Linked DNA regions of Homo sapiens: region 1 is linked to region 2. Evidence: chromatin loops called from intact Hi-C (ENCODE). Cell type or tissue: ascending aorta. All regions are shown on one strand. Links, peaks and the distances in the headings refer to the core of each region. The heading gives the core; the rest is flanking DNA.

What was found. Peaks named below come from ENCODE experiments on the same cell type or tissue, not always from the same donor. Only the 100,000 strongest peaks of a DNase experiment are listed, where the experiment ranks them.
Region 1: a loop joins it to region 2, with 5 times the contacts of the local background. A loop is called at or near these places in 2 of 110 quality-filtered maps.

What each region holds. Positions count from the first base shown.
Region 1 is chr6:32,171,749-32,181,384 of GRCh38, reverse strand. It overlaps AGPAT1 (1-acylglycerol-3-phosphate O-acyltransferase 1), which reads left to right and starts at 5,301. Exons shown (of 7, transcript NM_006411.4): 1 at 5,301-5,571. RNF5 (ring finger protein 5) reads right to left here and starts at 2,980. Exons shown (of 6, transcript NM_006913.4): 1 at 2,734-2,980; 2 at 1,826-1,844; 3 at 1,622-1,734; 4 at 1,454-1,508; 5 at 1,259-1,376; 6 at 592-1,156. The coding sequence starts at 2,873. The coding sequence ends at 1,059. It overlaps AGER (advanced glycosylation end-product specific receptor), which reads left to right. Exons shown (of 11, transcript NM_001136.5): 10 at 1-34; 11 at 146-416. The coding sequence ends at 242. MIR6833 (microRNA 6833) reads right to left here and starts at 1,569; the gene lies at 1,509-1,569. RefSeq lists an enhancer at 2,692-3,220. In ascending aorta, for the core only: no CTCF peak of the experiment used is centred there; DNase peaks (open chromatin) are centred at 3,114, 3,514, 4,004 and 5,214; H3K4me3 peaks cover 4,775 bases; H3K27ac peaks cover 4,033 bases.
Region 2 is chr6:33,414,269-33,422,874 of GRCh38, reverse strand. It overlaps PHF1 (PHD finger protein 1), which reads right to left. Exons shown (of 15, transcript NM_024165.3): 9 at 8,509-8,606; 10 at 8,331-8,398; 11 at 8,046-8,150; 12 at 7,731-7,920; 13 at 7,546-7,640; 14 at 7,205-7,285; 15 at 6,436-7,065. The coding sequence ends at 6,777. CUTA (cutA divalent cation tolerance homolog) reads left to right here and starts at 4,768. Exons shown (of 6, transcript NM_001014840.2): 1 at 4,768-4,916; 2 at 5,180-5,394; 3 at 5,565-5,624; 4 at 5,733-5,778; 5 at 5,906-5,955; 6 at 6,099-6,433. The coding sequence starts at 4,875. The coding sequence ends at 6,225. It overlaps SYNGAP1 (synaptic Ras GTPase activating protein 1), which reads right to left and starts at 2,810. Exons shown (of 19, transcript NM_006772.3): 1 at 2,544-2,810. The coding sequence starts at 2,610. In ascending aorta, for the core only: CTCF peaks have their summits at 4,272 and 8,055 (motif pointing right); DNase peaks (open chromatin) are centred at 2,814, 4,634, 5,223 and 5,541; H3K4me3 peaks cover 4,465 bases; H3K27ac peaks cover 6,098 bases.

The DNA.
Region 1 (9,636 bases), core at 1-8,000, 1.2 Mb after region 2:
TGTGGCAAAGGCGGCAACGCCGAGGAGAGGAGAGGTGAGTGGAGAAAGCCAGACCCCTCAGACCTAGGGCTTCCAGGCAGCAAGCGAAGAGGGGTCGGGGGGTGGAACGACAACGTGCCGCATTCCCCCCAATCTTTCTCCTCAGGAAGGCCCCAGAAAACCAGGAGGAAGAGGAGGAGCGTGCAGAACTGAATCAGTCGGAGGAACCTGAGGCAGGCGAGAGTAGTACTGGAGGGCCTTGAGGGGCCCACAGACAGATCCCATCCATCAGCTCCCTTTTCTTTTTCCCTTGAACTGTTCTGGCCTCAGACCAACTCTCTCCTGTATAATCTCTCTCCTGTATAACCCCACCTTGCCAAGCTTTCTTCTACAACCAGAGCCCCCCACAATGATGATTAAACACCTGACACATCTTGCTCTTGTGTGTCTGTGTGTGTGTATGAGACACAACCTCACCCCTATACCCTTGAGGGCCCTGAAGGAAAGGGACTCACCCCCATACTTCACCATACTATACCAAACATCTACTCAAGTTGGGGAGAAGATGCTTCTGTCGGGGGTGGGGGCGAACTTGGGAAGAGATCCCATCAATATATTTCACCTTTTTTATTGAATTTGTATTAAAGGAGGTAGTGAGGGGGCGGAAGCACTTAAGAGTCAGAATCCATATTAGACTCTGGGGAGTGAAAAATTAAATTAAATCAGTAAGATGGGGAGTGGGGGAAGAGTCAGAGGGAACTTTGCCCACCTTTGAAGATCAAATCAAGAAATCAGGGAAAGCAAAGACTTAGGAGAGGAGAAAGACATTCTCTCAATCCATCCTCCTTCCCCAGGGCAGAGAATTAAACAACGTTACTGAGTGAGCCTCTGAGCAGAAGGCTCTCCCATCTATGCACAGACTTCACTCCTCCTCCCCAGGCCTTCCTGGACAATGTCCAGGGCTGGCCTTAGCCAACAGAAATAGAGGGGTCAAGGGGGTCCAGGAGTACGGAAGGGTCAGCAGGGACCCTCAATACTGATTCTTCTCTGGCTGGAGGTGGGCAGGAAGCAGACATAGCTCAAATACTGAGCAGCCAAAAAAAGAAGAAGATGGCGAGAAACAGGAAGAGGGAATCCTGCCAGCTGGAGGCTGGGTGACCCTGTCCCAGATCCACACCTGTGGGAGAGAGGAAAGCTGTGGAAGCATATGCTCCTAGGCTGGGAGGGGGCCTGAGGGGATTCACAGGGCTCCCTGATGGGAGCTGAGTGTGACTCTTACCTGTACCCCGGCGGAAAGGCTCATGGGCATTGAAGACGGTGGTGAAAAAGCCAAAGGGAAAAGCACCAACACCAAATGAGAAGTGGAAGCCCCCGGTATCACCAAATGGCTGGAATCCCTAGGGAGGCAGAAAAAGTCAGACAGGAAGCCGGCAAATCTGTCAAGGAAGGGACACAACTGGACAAGAAGACTCACCCCTCTGCTCTCCGGAGCTGGTCTCTGGCCCTGGGGGCGGGGTGGAGTTTTTAATCTGAGGAAGTGGAGAGAGAAAGTTAACAGGGATTTTTCTCCTCCCATCTTCCACACCGTTTTCCAAGGGCAGAAGCCTTCAATCTTCCCTAAGCAACACCTCCAGTCTCTCACCTGGGATCCTGGGGCTTCTGGCTCCCTCGCCCATAAAGCGGGACAACCTTCTCTCTGCTGATCCCAGCTTTACATACTGGACACTCTTGCCGTTCTGGCCGTGTCTCCAGCCACTGGGGAGAAAAAAGGTGGTTTCCAGTATACAAGAGGGTCTTACAGCTCCTCAGACCTCCCCATTTCCCTCTTCATCTCCTGAGTACGCACCTGATGAAGACATGGCCAACTGGATGGGGGAGAAAAAAAAAAAAAGGTCAAACTAGCTACAGAAAAGAGAGACACAGACCCTAGACTTCGCAGAATCCCATCTAACCCCTCTTCCCAAGCAACCTGCTGTTGCTTTTCAGATTTTCTGCAACCTCTACCATGCCAGCCAACTTAGTTAGCCTTCCTGCTTGTCTGATCTTCCAACACCTAAAGCTCTGTCCATCCTCAACACACTCAACCCTCTCCTTTCTCCTCTCCCCAACAAACACATACAAATTTTCGTGCCCTCTCTTTTCTGCCTTTCAAGTTAATTTCTAATTTCCTTCAGCCACCTCTTTCTGGGTCTCCTCTTTTCAACCCCAACCCCATCACTCCAAACCAAACCCCTTTACTAGCACATTCCCCCATTACTCACTTTCAAGCTCAATAATGTCCCTATCTTTATGACCCTTTAACCTTTCAAGTCTGCCTCTCCACAGTGCCCTTATACCAGCCCCCTCCCAGATCTCATCTGAATGTGATCCATATTTCCTGGTTCTCCCCGACTCAACTGATGCGTGCCTCCCTTAACCTTTGTGTCTCACTTGTTTCCACCTGCACAGCTAAGACCCCTCACTTCTCTGGGGTAAGGTGGCTCGGGTCTCACATTGTCCTGCCACTCCCCGCCCCACCTTCTCTTCTCAGCACATCACGTGCCTCAGCTCCTGGTTCCTAAGACCTTTCTTTCCACAGATCTCGACCGTTATACTCCCACCCACACATACCAGCAAAGTCTTATGTCTCCTGTCGGGCTTCACCTATGGGAACGTGCCCTCCGATTATCTGTATGACTGTATGATTATTCGCTCCTAGCCTCTCCAGTATATAAGCGAGACCCACCACCTCCCGCCCCCCTCCTCGATTCTCACCAGTACAGGTGGCCACACACACTGACCACAGCTTCCCGAGCAGTCTCCAAACATATATTACATTCGAAGGTCGCGCCCGCCCCGCCCCGCTCGCGATTTGGCCCTTCGGGGCCCCCGTCCTCCTCCTCCGCTGCTGCCATGGCCGGTTTTGTTTCGCCCCACGTACCCTTCAGTCCCCCCAAATACACATACACACGCCCCAACAAACCAGAAACCACCTCCTGCCCACGATCGTTGGGCAGGCTTCAAGGTTTCCTAATCACTATTGGTCTGAATGCCTGCCAGTCACAAAGAATTCAAAAGAAAGGATTGGCCCAAAGGGTAGGGGCGGGAAAAGGTTAGTGCAGTCCTGCCTTCGCACAATGGCTATTGGCTGATACGGTCTAAGTCAATGTGCAATGCCAAGGGATTGGTAATAACTCGCTACACGCTGTCGCCTGGCCAAGGAGGGCTTTATTCGTCTGAGTAGTTGTCAGTCATAACCAAAGCCATAAGCAATTTGCTCGGGACTACCTATAGACCTCGCCCACTATAAGCCCCTTTCTTTCCTTCGCTTCCTCTTTTAGAGAATGTCCGGATTGCTATTGGACTTTGGAGCGTATGGCTCCAAATCAACTCATTGGCTAAAACTTGACGGAAAATGGTGGTTAGGTAAAACGCGCCTGCGCAGCACGCGGCGGGACGGGGGTGGGCCAATCCTGTGAGGGTTTAACCTTCTCTTTTTCCACCTCTTCACCCCTATCTTGTCGCCATGGTGACTGCTCTACAATTGGCGAGGCTTGCACTTCAAAGTCCTAGGCTCGCTTCATCCGGGTCCTTCAGCTGTGGACTTTCTGCTGATTGGGCCTTTTCCTTTTCCCCTGATTGGCCGACATCGGGAAAGACGGCGAAGAGCTAGGAAAAGAGGGAAAACACTAGGGTCGCAGGGTTCAAAATGGCTCCAACCTCCTTTGGTGACGTAGAGAGCAGAACTTGGGTCTGCCCCTCCCTTTTAGTTAAGGGAGCAGAACTGGGATTAGCCCGACGTTTGGATAGTGGGAACATCGATCTGCGGCGCTGGTGTTAACCCAACTCATTCGGCTGGACGACTCAGCCCTCCCCATATTAGGTGATTTACAGAGCAAAACTGAACTAAAGGCCCACCCCTTTCTTAATGTTGTACACAGAGTAGAACAGGATTGACTTCAACTCCGTTTTAAACCTTCAGAGCAGGAAAGCTCTGGGCTCAACCCCTTTGTGAGTGGTGCAAAAGGGACAAAGCCCGCCCCTTTTAAGGAGACCCGCGGAGGCTAGACCCGCCCTTTCCTCTTTATAATTTGCCCATCAGAAATAGGGTCTTCTTCCCAGGTTGGACCCCGGGGAGTTTGGGCTTTTCCTACAATCACTGACCCTCACTGTGACTAAAGGAGCAGAATTAGGTAACAGTCCTCCCACTACCAATCCTCTTCCCGAGGGCATGTAAACTAATGCAGGGTAAAGGTGTGGCTAGAGGGGGGACCTTGATAAAAGATCCCATGTGACTCAAGAGTAAGGAAAGATGAGAAGTTAGCAGTTGCGTAAAGAAGGACTGGGGCAGATGAGGATTCAGGAAGCTTGAGGTTTAGGAAGGAAGATATTGAGAGGGAAAGGTGGAAATGAAGGAGAGTGAAGTGATGGAATGATCCTAGTAAAGGGATAATGGGAGTGGAGGAAGAGAAGAGGGGGTGGAAAACTAGATACATGGCTACCAAATTAAGGAGGCACGCGCATTCCAGAGGAATCGGCATTCTTCCTCACTTTTTATTTTTCTAGAAAGCACCCCTGAAGCCAAATTTCCATTGGAAGAAAAGATGTACCCATATTGTATGTTGTGAGAAGGGGTTGTCTCAGCTTGGGCAAGTAAGGAGACTGATACGAAGGAAGTAGGAAAGAAAAGGTACAGAGGTAAAAGAGCATGGAAAAGGAAAGGGTCAGGGATAAGGCCAAAGAGATCTCTTCTCTTTAAAGGCCAGAGAAGGCAGGTGGAGGGGGGAGCTGGACTGCTGGGAGATAGTGAGGGACAAAGGGCAAAGGAAACCAGACCAGAGGACTGGAGAGTGAGATGGAGTGAGATGGAGTCCTGGAGAGAAAAAGAAGAGAGGTGAACTTAATGCTTGTCATATGGTAGGTAGATGCTTGATAAATGTTTAGAATTGAATGGGTACGGGAAAAGGGGTCCTTAAGAATAGTTGGGGGGAATAAGCAGCAGATAACCGGAGTTGAGAAAAAAAGAGACCAAGTAAAAGTGGCAGTTAAAAGAGAGCTGATGGAGAATAAAGGAAGGAATGTGCGGAAGGAGGAATACAGCACCAGGGGATCCAGAGCTGAAAGGGAGTTAGAGAAAAAAAAGATGCAGCTGGAGCCAGAGATGGGGGCAAAGACCGAGGGAGAGCCCTGGGGCGGGGCTCGCAAGAGGACACTGGTAGATGTGGGGAGGAGATGCCAGAGTTTCTGGGAGACGATTGGCAAAACAGGCTGCCCATCACCGCCCTCCACTTCCTGGCCGGCCCCGGAAACCAGCAGGCGTTGGGGAGGGGTGGCGGGGGAATAGCGGCGGCAGCAGCCCCAGCCCTCAGAGAGACAGCAGAAAGGGAGGGAGGGAGGGTGCTGGGGGGACAGCCCCCCACCATTCCTACCGCTATGGGCCCAACCTCCCACTCCCACCTCCCCTCCATCGGCCGGGGCTAGGACACCCCCAAATCCCGTCGCCCCCTTGGCACCGACACCCCGACAGAGACAGAGACACAGCCATCCGCCACCACCGCTGCCGCAGCCTGGCTGGGGAGGGGGCCAGCCCCCCAGGCCCCCTACCCCTCTGAGGTGTGGGCGGGAAAGGGATGGGAGGAGGAGGGAAGAGGGTGCTGAAAGCGACTAGGATGAGGGGAAGGGGAGAGATTGGGTCTGGGAGGGCCGACTGGGGGAGAGGGTTGCTGGGGAAAGGAGAGGGGCCGACTGGGAAGAGGGTTGCTGGGGATAGGAGAGGGGACCTGAGAGGGAGGAAGGATGGAAGAGACCTGGGAGGGAGGAGAAATGGAAACCCTTGTGAATTTGGGACTGGGAGCGTGCACAGGGAATCCTGGAGAGGGAATTCCCTACACCTTCCCCAATTCCTTTTCTTGCCCTTTGACCCCACATGACTCTTGAAGGGTCATGAGGGGAGAAGGCCAGCAGAATTTGCCTCTTAGGAATACCCTTAGGTGCCTCTGTTTCCATCTAGGCACAGGACCTCTTGTTTCTCAGTGGCCTTCCACACTGCTAGACCCTTACTGACACACAAATGCCTTATGGGAGCCATGTTTTCTACATTGAGTCTGTGTGCCTTTGACATGTTTAATGGCTTGTGTGCAACTAGGTTGTCCCAATGCTATCCATAGGCTGTGTAGAAATGGTGTGTTATTTTCTATCAGAATTGCCCATTCTTCATTCTTGTGTCCATGTCTCACATCCAGTTTTGACATGTTTTAAGTACCGCATGTGTGTGAGTTTTCATATATTGCACCTGTTCTATAATTTCATGTTACTTGCACATTTTATGTTTTGGCATGTTTATTTCAGCATGTGAAGGTTATATACCTTATTTTGCTTTGGCTGACATGTCCATGGTCCTACCATTTGCAGTAGTCTTCATGTGTGGGATCCCATGGCTTGGCTGAATACCCCACACTCTGATGTCTGACTGAATTGGCCTGTTTGCTGTGTTTTCCCAGTCACAGTTCACAGAACACATGTGTATGCGCCTTTGCATGATACACTGATGTAACAGGACCATAGAATGTGTGTTATAAATTTGTCATCAGTATATTTTGTGAGCCGTATGCTCATTAAATTTGGCCCTCCATTGCATTTCTAAATCCTTGGACTTTTGTTCTCCAAAGAGGGTCACTTAATATCAAGTGTTAAGAGAAGAAGGTAACTGGGTCTCCAGGTCTGCAAAGAACCATCCCTGCATGCCTTACCTTGGTGACCTCCCTGGCCCATACCTCTCTACACAAACATTATCTTTCCAGTGGCTGTGTACAGTCTGTGTCCATGAGCTCAATGCATGTCACAGGGTCAATCCTGCTGTGAACCCCATTGTTGGTATTTATTTATGGACATTATCCTCCATTCTTTGCACTGTTGGCACACATTTGATGAGAGCAGCATCTTTCCCTGTGGCATCTTGATCCCATTCGGTACATTTCTCTTGTGAGATGACCTCTTCCTGATTATTGTTACTCTGCCTTCATTATGGCTATGTATTGCATGTATCTATTCAGAGTCGGTTACCATTAGGCTTGGTGTGTTCGTTACTTTCTCAGTGACTTCTTTTAGTAGTCACTTCTACTCAAGAGGATAACTATCTAATTTGTGATCAGAACCGCCATCTCTGTCATTAACTGTGGCTCTATGGGTGGGTATACAGCCTTAGAATCTGTTCAGCAAGTGTTTATTGAGCACCTACTCCATCTCCTATTGTCCTGGCACTGGAGATAAGACAGAGTCCCTGTCCTTAAGCTGCTTACAGCCTAAGGAGGGAAACAAAAACGCCAGTCAACACATAGTGTGTTGTCAAGATCAGTGGTTCTTAAATTCAGGCGCACATCAGACTCACCAGAGGGCTTGTTGAAATACAGATTGCTAGCCAGCCACGATGGCTCACACCTGTAATCCCAACAGTTTGGAAGGCTGAGGCAGGAGGATCGCGTGAGTCCAGGAGTTCAAAACCAGCCTGAGTGACAGAGTGAGAAAAAGAAAAACAGATTGCTGGACCTAATGCCCAGAATTTCTGATTCAGTAGATCTGGGGTGAAGTCTAATAATTTGCATTTCTATACTTCGAGACCCGCTGATCAAGATAAAAGTGTAAGGAAAGCACAGGCCTGGAGGGGTTCAGGCAGCCCTCCAAAAGGTGACACTGAGCTGTGTGAGGCAGGAGAAGAGACAGGCATTCCAGCCAAAGGGAACAGCATGTTCAAGGTGGGGAAGCATGAAAGATCATGGTGTCTGAGGAACTGAAGTGAATCAGTTTGACTGGAACAAAGAGTTTTGTGAGGATGTGGTCGAAGATGTAAGCAGAAGTCAACTTATCAAGAAGAGCCTTTAGGCAAGACAGGGAAATGCTCTGTGTTTCAGAAAAATCTGTGCTAACAGAAAAATCTCTGTGGTTGCTACGTGGAAGATGGATTGGAGGGAGTTGGGAGCCTACTCCACATAGTTCAGGGGAGAAATGATGCTGTTCTGAACTTGTAGGGGCAGTGGGATGGAGCAGCTCAGAAAGCCTACGGTATTCCAACTGGCAGGGTCTCCTGTTTCCTCTATTGCCTGTTACCTTCTCGCTTGGCAATAGGCTTACCTTTGAGCATAGCCCTTCCCATCATGGGAAGACAGTGCCTGTGGCCTCAGTAGGAATGACAGGTATTTGCCTGAACACCCTTTTTGTGAATTGTTACCCTGCCCCCAACACTGGGGCAGAGTGGAGGAAGGAGGAAGAACCTAGAACACAGGTTCTGTGTTCCTGCCTCTCTTCCTCTTGAGCCCTTTCCTCTCCCAGGGCAAGTGCTGTTAGGTCACCTTTACTCCATTCCCTCCTTTTTTCACTTGGTGAGGCCTCACACACTGTACCTGCCCACGCAAAGTGTCACTAGAAGGAAGGGAAAGGGTAGTAGGATTCGTTTGCCTGTCTGGAGGTAGGATTGGTCTTTGTAGCTATTCCAGGTATGTCCATAAGTTTACCTAGGAATAGGGGAGCTGCCTGGGTGGAGAGGGATTTTTCTAGTTATGCATTTACATTCTTTTATCTGTCACTGGGTGTAATTATAAATTTGTGTCTATGTGTGAACATGTTAGTCTTTGTATGACTGTGTGTCTGTTGGCATTAGTGACACGAACTTTTAATCTTGCCATTTGGCCCTTGGGTATATGGCTGTGAGTGTTCTGTCACAATCACCATATATGCTGTGTGCTGTGTTCGTATATATATATGCAATACATACCAGTGTCAGCGTAATGGAGTGGTTAGGAACACAGGCGGCTTAGATTTAACCTAGAAACTGCTGTTTAGGAGCTGTATGACCTCAGGTAAGTTATTTAGCCTCCCTGGGCCTATTTCCTATAAAATGTAAATAGTAATAGTACTTTCTAGACTATCATATGCATCATTTTAAGAGTTTAACTTAATGTATAGACCAGTACTGTTCTACAGAAATATAATGCAAGCCACAATGTAATTTTTTTATGGTAGCCACATTTTTACAAGGCAAAAAGAGTGAAATTAATTTTAGTAATATATTTTCTTGAATCTGATAACATCCAAAAGATTATAATTTCTTTTTTTTTTTTTGGAAATGGAGTCTCACTCCATTGCCCAGGCTAGAGTGCAGTGGCGTGATCTTGGCTCACTGCAACCTCCGCCTCCCGGATTCAAGCGATTCTCCTGCCTCAGCCTCCCGAGTAGCTGGGATTAAAGGCATGCGCCAACAGGCCCGGCTAATTTTTGTATTTTTAGTAGAGACGGGGTTTCACCATGTTGGTCAGGCTGGTCCTGAACTCCTGACCTCGTGATCTGCCCACCTCGGCTTCCCAAAGTGCTGGGATTACAGGCGTGAGCCACTGCGCCCGGCCCAAGATTATAATTTCAAAATGTAGTCAGCATAAAAGATTAGTAATGGATATCTCACATTTTGTTTTTTATTCAGTCTTTGAAATCTGATGTGTATTTTACATTTCCAGCACATCTCAGTTCAGACTAGCTGCATTTCAAGTAGCCACATGTAGGTGGTGGCTACTTTCTCGGACAGCACAAGTATAGACCATTATAAGACCCTTACCAGCTACAAGTGTTAGCTATTATTCTTGTTGTCATTTATTATCAGGTATCTGTGAATTGTAGATGTCTGTGTCTTGT
Region 2 (8,606 bases), core at 607-8,606:
AGGGCCTCCCCTCCCAACTCTTCCCTCCTCTGTGCCCTCCTCCCCTAGTTCAACCCTGCTCATCCTTTAGGGAAAGTTCTGGTTCTTCTGGTGGTAAGGAGAAGATGGCTTTTGTCGGCATCTGGCTGTGGAGGCCCCAGGGCAGAAGGTGGGAAATATGCCCTTGTTTGGACAAGTAGAGACCAAATTTATCTCTTCTCCCATTCAGTGCCCAGAGATTCAACACTGCCCCCACCACCTCACCCCACCTAGTCTCAGTGGACAGGATGGAAGCCACTCCATAGGTCAGGAGCCTTCTCAAGGCACAGTGAGGAGCTTGAGGAAGAAAGATGTCAGGGGGAAAGAATGGAATATCCAGGCCTGGTGACACAGAGGGGCCTCCAAAGACAAGAGCTGGAGATGGGAACAAAACTTTGAGAAGAGAGAACAGTAGACCAAGTGTCGCCTATGGCTGAGATGAGACCAGGGTCCTCCTTCCCCAGCTCTGTTGTTCTTGCCATGCCGCTCTCCCTGCAAACTGCCTCTCCTTTAAACCCCAATGCCACACAGGCCCTATTGAAGTAAGAGAGATGTCACATTGGCGACAGCAAAGAGCTAGAAATTAGGCTTAAGGTATCAGATTTTAGATGGAAAAAAGATCAAACTCTGTCACCTTTATGGGATAACCATGAGTATACTGCAGGAGAACTGGTCTTTGAGCTTCATTCCAACAGAATGCACTGAGTAGCAGAGTTTTGCAAATTCAGCCCTTTTCTGTCTATAAATATGTCTCTCAAATTTACCCAACCTCCAGATCACAGTGAGCGATGAACCCTCAGAATGTCCACCATTTAGAAACCACATACTTTGAAACTCTATCTCAACCCATCTCAGAGACTAACTAATGTTCTCTAGATACAGAGATCACCAATACCTAGCCTCTGAAACTACAGACATTGCAGGCAACATGCCCACCGCACTTAGACACTTGGTATACCCAGAGGAGAAATCTGTTGATACACATAAGCATTTGGGGAAAGGGCTGGTTCAGGCTGCAGCCAAGGGAGGCGGGTTAGACTTCAGAGGGCATCTTTCTCCTGGCAGCAGGGAACTTAGGAACAACTCTAGAAACACACACACACATACTGTCTGGACTTGGTGAAGAATGATTCTGGGAGGCAGATGCAAGAGGCAGAGCAACATGGCTGAGAAACGGGAAATTTTTACTAGGATGAGAAATCCCTCAAGGGCTGAGATGGGGATCCCTTGTTCTAATCATCAAAACCTGTGTCTTTGTACCCCAAATCTCCAACACCCCAATAAGTAGAGGAGACAAGAAAAGAGAAATGATAATAAGAGTTGAGGTATTAAGGGAAAGTGGGTAGGCACAGACTTGTGGTGACAAGGAATGGTCTGGGAGACAAATAATAGGAGTAGATAGAAAAGGAGGCAGAAATGATGGTAAATGCCCAGGGGCAAGGGAATACACCTGAAGGGCTCGACTGGACATGTGTCAGAGCAAAGGAGGCAGACCTAATGCGGAGGCTATGAGAAGGGGTCAAGACGGACTAGTAAAGAAGTGATAGAGATATAAGGGAGCGACCACATAGAAAAGAGATAAGAGAGAGGCAATGAACACCAGAGAGGGGACTGATATAGGGGAAGGACAGAAGGGGGACTCATATAAGGAACGGACACCATATGGGGGGAAAGATATAGGTGATGGACAGCAGAGGAGGGAGGGGGAATGGAAATAAGGATTGGAGGGGTGGGGGAAGGGGGTAAAAGTGATGAAGTGAAGACAGCATTAAGACCCCAGAGGTTACATTTTACTGGTCAAGAGCCTTTAAGAGGGTCAGAGTCTGGGGCAGGATCCTAACCTGTCCCCTACTCCCATCATTTCATCTTACTTGTACTGCCACCCCCCCAAGCACACATAATTTGGCCCTCCCCCTGCCCTGGTCTCCCCTCCCCCACCGTTCCCTCTCTCTTCTCTCTTCCCTCCATCTGGACCCTCCATCCCCCCACCCCCCACTGCCTCCCTCTCTCTCCATCTGGCCCCTTCTCTCCCTCCATCCTCCTCTCTTTTTCCGCCCCTTACCATACTCTGAGTCCCCCACCAAATTATCCCCCCACATCTTCTTGGCTTCTCTTTTCACCCCTATGTTTTCATTTCTCCTTCCTAGCCCCTCTCCCAAGACTCTGTCCCTCTATTTCCTTGATGTTTTCCTCATCACTCAGCTCCCACCCCCAAATTATTTCTGCAGCTTTTTCCCCAACCCAATCCTTCTACCTTCCCACCCCTTTCTGGCGCTTTCTTTCCCCTTCATCATTTTCCCTTCAGCCCCCTTTCAAGGCCCATTTCCTGGCCCCTCCATCCCTTATCTACCCCTATCCCTCTGGCCTCCAATCCCTCCTTCCCGGTTGCTCCCACCCCTGCCTTCCCGGTCCTCCCCTCTCCCTCCATTTCAGCCGCTCCCTTCCCTCGGCCCCGACTCTCCCCCGCCCCCTGCCCCTCCCCCTGTTGCCCCCCATATGGCCCTCCCCCTCCCCCCACCACGTACCTCTGAAGGGGGCATAGGACATCGCGGGGATGCTCCCCCGATGGATGGAGGCTCGAGACCTGCTCATCAGGCCTGGGGGGAGGGGGCGGGGGGACGGGGGAGAAAGAAGAGAGAAAGAGGGGGAGAAAGAGGGGGAGAAGGAGGAGGAGGTGGAGGAGGAGGAGGAGGAGAGAGGAGGAGAGAGGAGCAGAGAGAAGCAGAGAGGAGGAGAGAGGAGGAGGAGGAGGAGAATAAGAGCCAACGGCAGCAGCGGCAGCCGAGAGAGAGGGGGGGCGGGGGAGCGAGCGAGAGCGAAGAGAGCAGGAGGAGGAGGAGGAGGGAGAGACTCTGCAGCCCCCACCCCTACTCCGGGAGGCCCAGATTGTGAGAGAGAGAGAGACCCCTGACTCAAAAACACACCAGAGAGAGACAGAGGTCCTAAAGATGCAGACCCCAGACCCTGAGACAGAGAGACCCTAGACCCACAGAGAAAGATACTTCACCACCCCCCACTGTGGGGTAATTTGAGACACAGGGCCAAAATCTAGAGGAAAAGAGACTCCTGATTTGAGGAAAAAACGACCCCAGATCCCCCAGAGAGAGAAGCTCAATATCAAAATCTGAAAATCCAGTCTAAAAAGGGTTCTCCATACCTACAGATATCTTAGACTCCAGACCCTGAGATGATGATTTCAGGGACCAGGACCTGAGACCTAGACTCAGAAAAAGATGAGGCCCAGATTCAGAAAGAGCCAGATGTAGAATTAGAGCTTAGAGAACTCAGACCTAGAAAGAGACCCCAGACTCAGATCTCAGAGACTGATAACTTAGAGACAGAGACACTCCTGACTTAAGGGGAGATAGAGACTTCAGCTGGTCCGGAGATGGACAACTCAGAGACCCAAAATTCATGAAGAAGACTTCGAAAGACCTCAGAGTGCGACCACAGACCCTGAAACATAGAAACCCCCCAAACCAGAAGCATAAAAGGAAACTCAATCCTAAGAAAGATCTCCACACAAATACTGAAAGACCCCTCCGAAATCTGTCTCAGAGACAAACTCCAAACTCAAAGACAGAGATCTCAGGGAACCTCCCCTCCCCACTTCCCTGCCCTAGAACCTCCGAGAGGTATAACCCTGACGTCAGCCTGGGAAACTCCGAGGCATCCCCACCACCAGACCAATGACCTCAGACCTTGAAGGGAGGGGAAATATTGGGTGGGGGCAGTGGCAAGAGCTTTTTTCTCTGCACCTCCTCCCACCTCTCTGCCTCTCATTGGCCCCTCTCTCCATTTTTGGGTCACAGGATGTGCTTGGGCCCCAGGGAAGTTATGTAGGGCAGGTCCTGGCTCCTTGGGGGATGGGTTAGGGAAAGGAGACCCGAGGCTGAGAGGTGGACCAATCCTGGGGAGTGGAATAGGCAGGGAAGAGGGGACAGAAGGACCATCACCACTGTCCCCATCCTGCAGCCCTCGTTCTCCTTCCCTCTGATTCAGTAGTCTGTCTCAAGCTTTGGGTTTTCAATTAAGATGGCTAGGCCCCATTTTCACCATCCTCTACCACAGGGTCTCGCTCTGTTTTAAAATGCTTCTTTCCTCAGCTAGCTATTGTCTTGCCATGCCCGTGCCTGCCTAATCACTCCCTGCTACCCAGGGACAGCGGGCTTCTAGATCACCGTTGTTCATTCCCAAACCCAGGCATATCTCTGCCCAACTAAAAGGGCAGGGGGCGCTCTCTTAACCCCTGAGTTTGGGGTGAAGGGTCCTTCTCAGACCCTCCCACTCCTTAAGACCTCGGAAACAGTGCAGGGGAGGTCACTAGGCACATTGTGGGGTTTAAGGATGATTCCCCACTCCACAGCCTGACGCATCGACTCTGCGGGGTCTCTGGCCCCCCTTTCCTGGAACCAGCTCTCGCCTCACGTGGCCTGCGAGGCTGGCCTGTGATTGGCCACTTGGCGTCACTCACTGAGTGCCGCCGCCGAAGAGGACCGGCCCCCTCACGTGACAGTGGAACGCCGCAGCGGCTCTCCTCAGCCAGCAAGTGGCAGTTTCGGGTTCACACGGAAACGGGCGTGCCATTTCCGCGCACGTCTGCAGATGCGGTAGTCGATTGGTCAAGTCTCCCATGGCTCCTCCTTCATCAGGAGGTGGGCAAACCGCGCCATGATAGGGTCGGGATTGGCTGGCTCTGGAGGCGCAGGTGGTCCTTCTTCTACTGTCACATGGTGCGCGCTGTTTTCTAATCACGTGGCTGCCACCCAGGTAAGAAGAGGCCGCTCTTCCTGGGGTTGTTTCTCCGTGTGACGTGTGGCCTTTGAGATCAACTCTCCTGTACCAGCGTAGGCCGCATGAGTGGGGGGCGGGCTCCCGCGGTCCTGCTCGGCGGAGTGGTGAGTGACCGGCCCCGCCCCGCCCCTTCCGGTCCTCGAAGCCTCGACCGCTACCCGCACCCTAAATCCCAGAGGTTGGCCCCCTGAGGTGTGAGTGAAATGAGCTTTTGCTTTATTTTCCAAGTTTCTCTCTCACCTTCAGGGGCATTCTTCGGGGGTGCATCAGAGGGAGGGCAGAGCCTGAGGATCTAAGCGAAGGCTTCCCCGGGTGTAATTTCCTGGGCTGTTTGTGAGGAGAGATCGAATTCGCCTCCTGCTCTCAGGCCTCTCTGCTCCTGTCTTTTGTTTGGATGCCGGCGCTGCTGCCTGTGGCCTCCCGCCTTTTGTTGCTACCCCGAGTCTTGCTGACCATGGCCTCTGGAAGCCCTCCGACCCAGCCCTCGCCGGCCTCGGATTCCGGCTCTGGCTACGTTCCGGGCTCGGTCTCTGCAGCCTTTGTTACTTGCCCCAACGAGAAGGTCGCCAAGGAGATCGCCAGGTAGGGACCTCGATGTGCAGCGAGAAAGGATGATCATGAAGGGACAGTTGGGGGTGGGGCAGAAGAGTGCTGCTTTCTCCTTTCTCCAGCTCTGGAAGCCTGTCTCTGGGCTGCCAGTACAAAAACTGGGGTTATGGGGTACTCTGAATGGGACTGTCTCTTCACTCCAGGGCCGTGGTGGAGAAGCGCCTAGCAGCCTGCGTCAACCTCATCCCTCAGATTACATCCATGTGAGTCATAGGAGTTGGGGGGTTAACCTAACTGTAGGAGCTGACTGGGAACCTCTTTCCTGGGGGAAATTCTTTGCTCCCCACAACTCTCCCCCTCTGACCTTTCAGCTATGAGTGGAAAGGGAAGATCGAGGAAGACAGTGAGGTGCTGATGGTGAGAAACATTTCCCCCACCCAACAAAATATCCCCAATCCCTGACCCCTTTAGCCCTTACCCCTCTTCTGAGAAACTGAACTCAATCCCACTCCTTGATTCAACCATGTTTATCTTTGTCCCTTAGATGATTAAAACCCAAAGTTCCTTGGTCCCAGCTTTGACAGATTTTGTTCGGTGAGAACTTTGAGATGGATGGGGTGAGGGTGTGTACTGTGTGGGTGTGACTTGCTGGGCAGTCTAGGGCTTGCGTGTAAGGGAGTGGGTTCTTTTGGGTAAATCTTTGAGTGATCCCCTTCCCCCACCCACCTATTTTGTAGTTCTGTGCACCCTTACGAAGTGGCCGAGGTAATTGCATTGCCTGTGGAACAGGGGAACTTTCCGTACCTGCAGTGGGTGCGCCAGGTCACAGAGTCAGTTTCTGACTCTATCACAGTCCTGCCATGATGAGCCCTGTTCCTGCTCATCATGAAGATCCCCGCGATACTTCAACGCCTTCTGACTTCCAGGTGATGACTGGGCCCCCAATAAATCCCGTCTTTGGGTCTCTCTGCCTTTTGCCTGTTTTTTGTCATGTATGCAAATTTGTTGGGAGAATATAAGTGCTTCTAGTCCCTGTATTCTCTACATCTTTCAGAATGACTCAGAGCTGCTAGATTTGTTTATTTCTCTTTATTTCAATCATACAGAGTCCGGGATCCCTTATCATCCTCCCTCCTCAGTCTCTGCCCCCAGGGGTTAAATAATTTTAAAAAATATTTAAAAAGCTGTAACAAAATAACATCAAAGGAAATGGGAAGGATGGGAGGGGTCAGGAATCATGAAGGAGGGTAGAGAAGAGGGCCTCTTCCCCACTCCCCACTCTTGGATTCCAGCCTGGGCAGTAGGGAGAACTACCCCCTATCTCTCCAGGTACATCCCAGCTGTAGGTGAGGTCAGAGGTCAGGGTATGAAAGTGCCGGTGTGTGTGAATGGGGAGCTGGGCAGAGGCAGGCTGTTCAGAAGATGCCCCCTCCTCCCCACTCAACCAGGTACTGCACAGAGCCATCAGGCCGTACTCTCCGAGCAAGGACCCGGACAGGGTCCCCTCGGGACAGGTAACCAACCCCACCTCGGACTCCTCCCCCAGTCCCAGGAGACAAACTACGGCACAGGGGAGAAGGGGGTGCTGAGCGTCTAGGAAGACCTGGGGATGGGGATGAAACTGAGGAAGATGAGGCAGTCATCGAGTGGGGGGCACTTTTAGGGATGTCTGTGGGGAAACCAATGTGAAGTTCCAGGGGTGACCTAGGGAGAGAAGGCAATTGTAAGAAATGGGCAGAAATGGAGAGCACATGTGAATCAGAGAAACAGTGTTAGAGACTAAGAGCCTTGAGCACATAGAGGGGAAGAAGAGCATCACTGGTAATAGAAGACAGAATCTCACCTGTCTGGGGGTCCACTGTCCCCAGAGGTCCCTGCGGTGCTGGCAGAAGGGTGGAAGGAAGCAAACATCCGGATGGGGCTGCTGGGGTTGGAGTGGGGAAAGTCAGGACCTGAAGCAGGGGAACAGGACCTTCTCCCCCTGGGAAGTGCAGAGCTCAAACACTACCCCCAAGGGACTCCCTTCCCCAGAATACTGGCTACCAGACACTAGTTCTAGAAGTCGGTCTAGGCCAAGAAGTGGGTAGCCAAGGGGGAGAGGGAAAAGAATTCTGGGTGATAAAGTCCAGAAGATGTGAATAATTGGGAGCATATTTTGTGGGGGAGGGGCAGAGGAGCACTGACCTGGGCAGGCAGCGGGCATCTGTGGGCCGGAAGTTGTAGCCGCTGCTGCCCTGGTAACTCTGGTTAGGGCTGGGGGATGGTGGAGACACTGAGGCCTAGAAGAGGGGGCAAAGGACTGAGAGATAATCCTTGACTCCTTCCCACACCCCACCATTTGCTCCATCGGGTTCCCCCTGCTCCAGTACCTGCAGTGCCCTCTGCAGATGAGCCCGCTCCCTCTGCTCCTGGGGCTCGGGCTGATTGCGCACTGCTGAGGGTGGCCCCAGCTCCTCCACTTTCCCCTTCTGCCTCCTCCTCAGGGGCTCTGGCTCCGGCCTCCGGCGCTTCCCCAGGGGACGTGAGACCCCTCCCCCAGGGCCCTGCCCTGAAGGGAAGCTGTAAGAGGCCTCCTTATCCCCCCAGCCCCCTCCCGGACACCCCCAAGACCTCCCCATCTCTATACATATACCCCCCAGGACTAACACCCTGAGAATTTCCCCCATCCCCCCTGGACCAGTGACCTGGTGAGTGCTCCATCTCCAGTAGGGGGCTCCACAGGGGGAGGCATCCGAGCATGGAGACCAAACAAACATTTCCTCTTCTTAATCTCTCTCCCTGAAATGAAACTGGGGCAAGAAGAGAAATGATATAGGGTCAGTGCTGTAAAAAACGGTTCCTCCTTACGCCATTCCTCAATCCTTTTCAGTCACAGTCTTCCAGGTGGGTTGCAAGCCCCTCCCCTTCCAGGCTTCCACTCTCCATCTCTTTCCGAGCCTCATCCTTGCCTCCTCTTCCCTCCAACTCACCGGTCCTTGTGGCTGTTAAGAGCAGAGAGGAGCCTGGAAGAACGTTCTCCTTTGGGGGTGTCTGAAAGCTGGGAGAAATGAAGAAAAATGGGGCCAGGGGAGCAGTGATTTCTTCTCTTCCCCTTTCCGCTACATCTCCCTGTCCCATCCCAACCCCCAAAACTGCACTACCCCTTACCTCCCCCAGGAGCAAACTGTCCCAATTCTCAGAAGTGAAGGGGAGGATCTCACGATCAAAATCAAAGTATTTCTTCTTACAGCAAACACTGAGGTGAT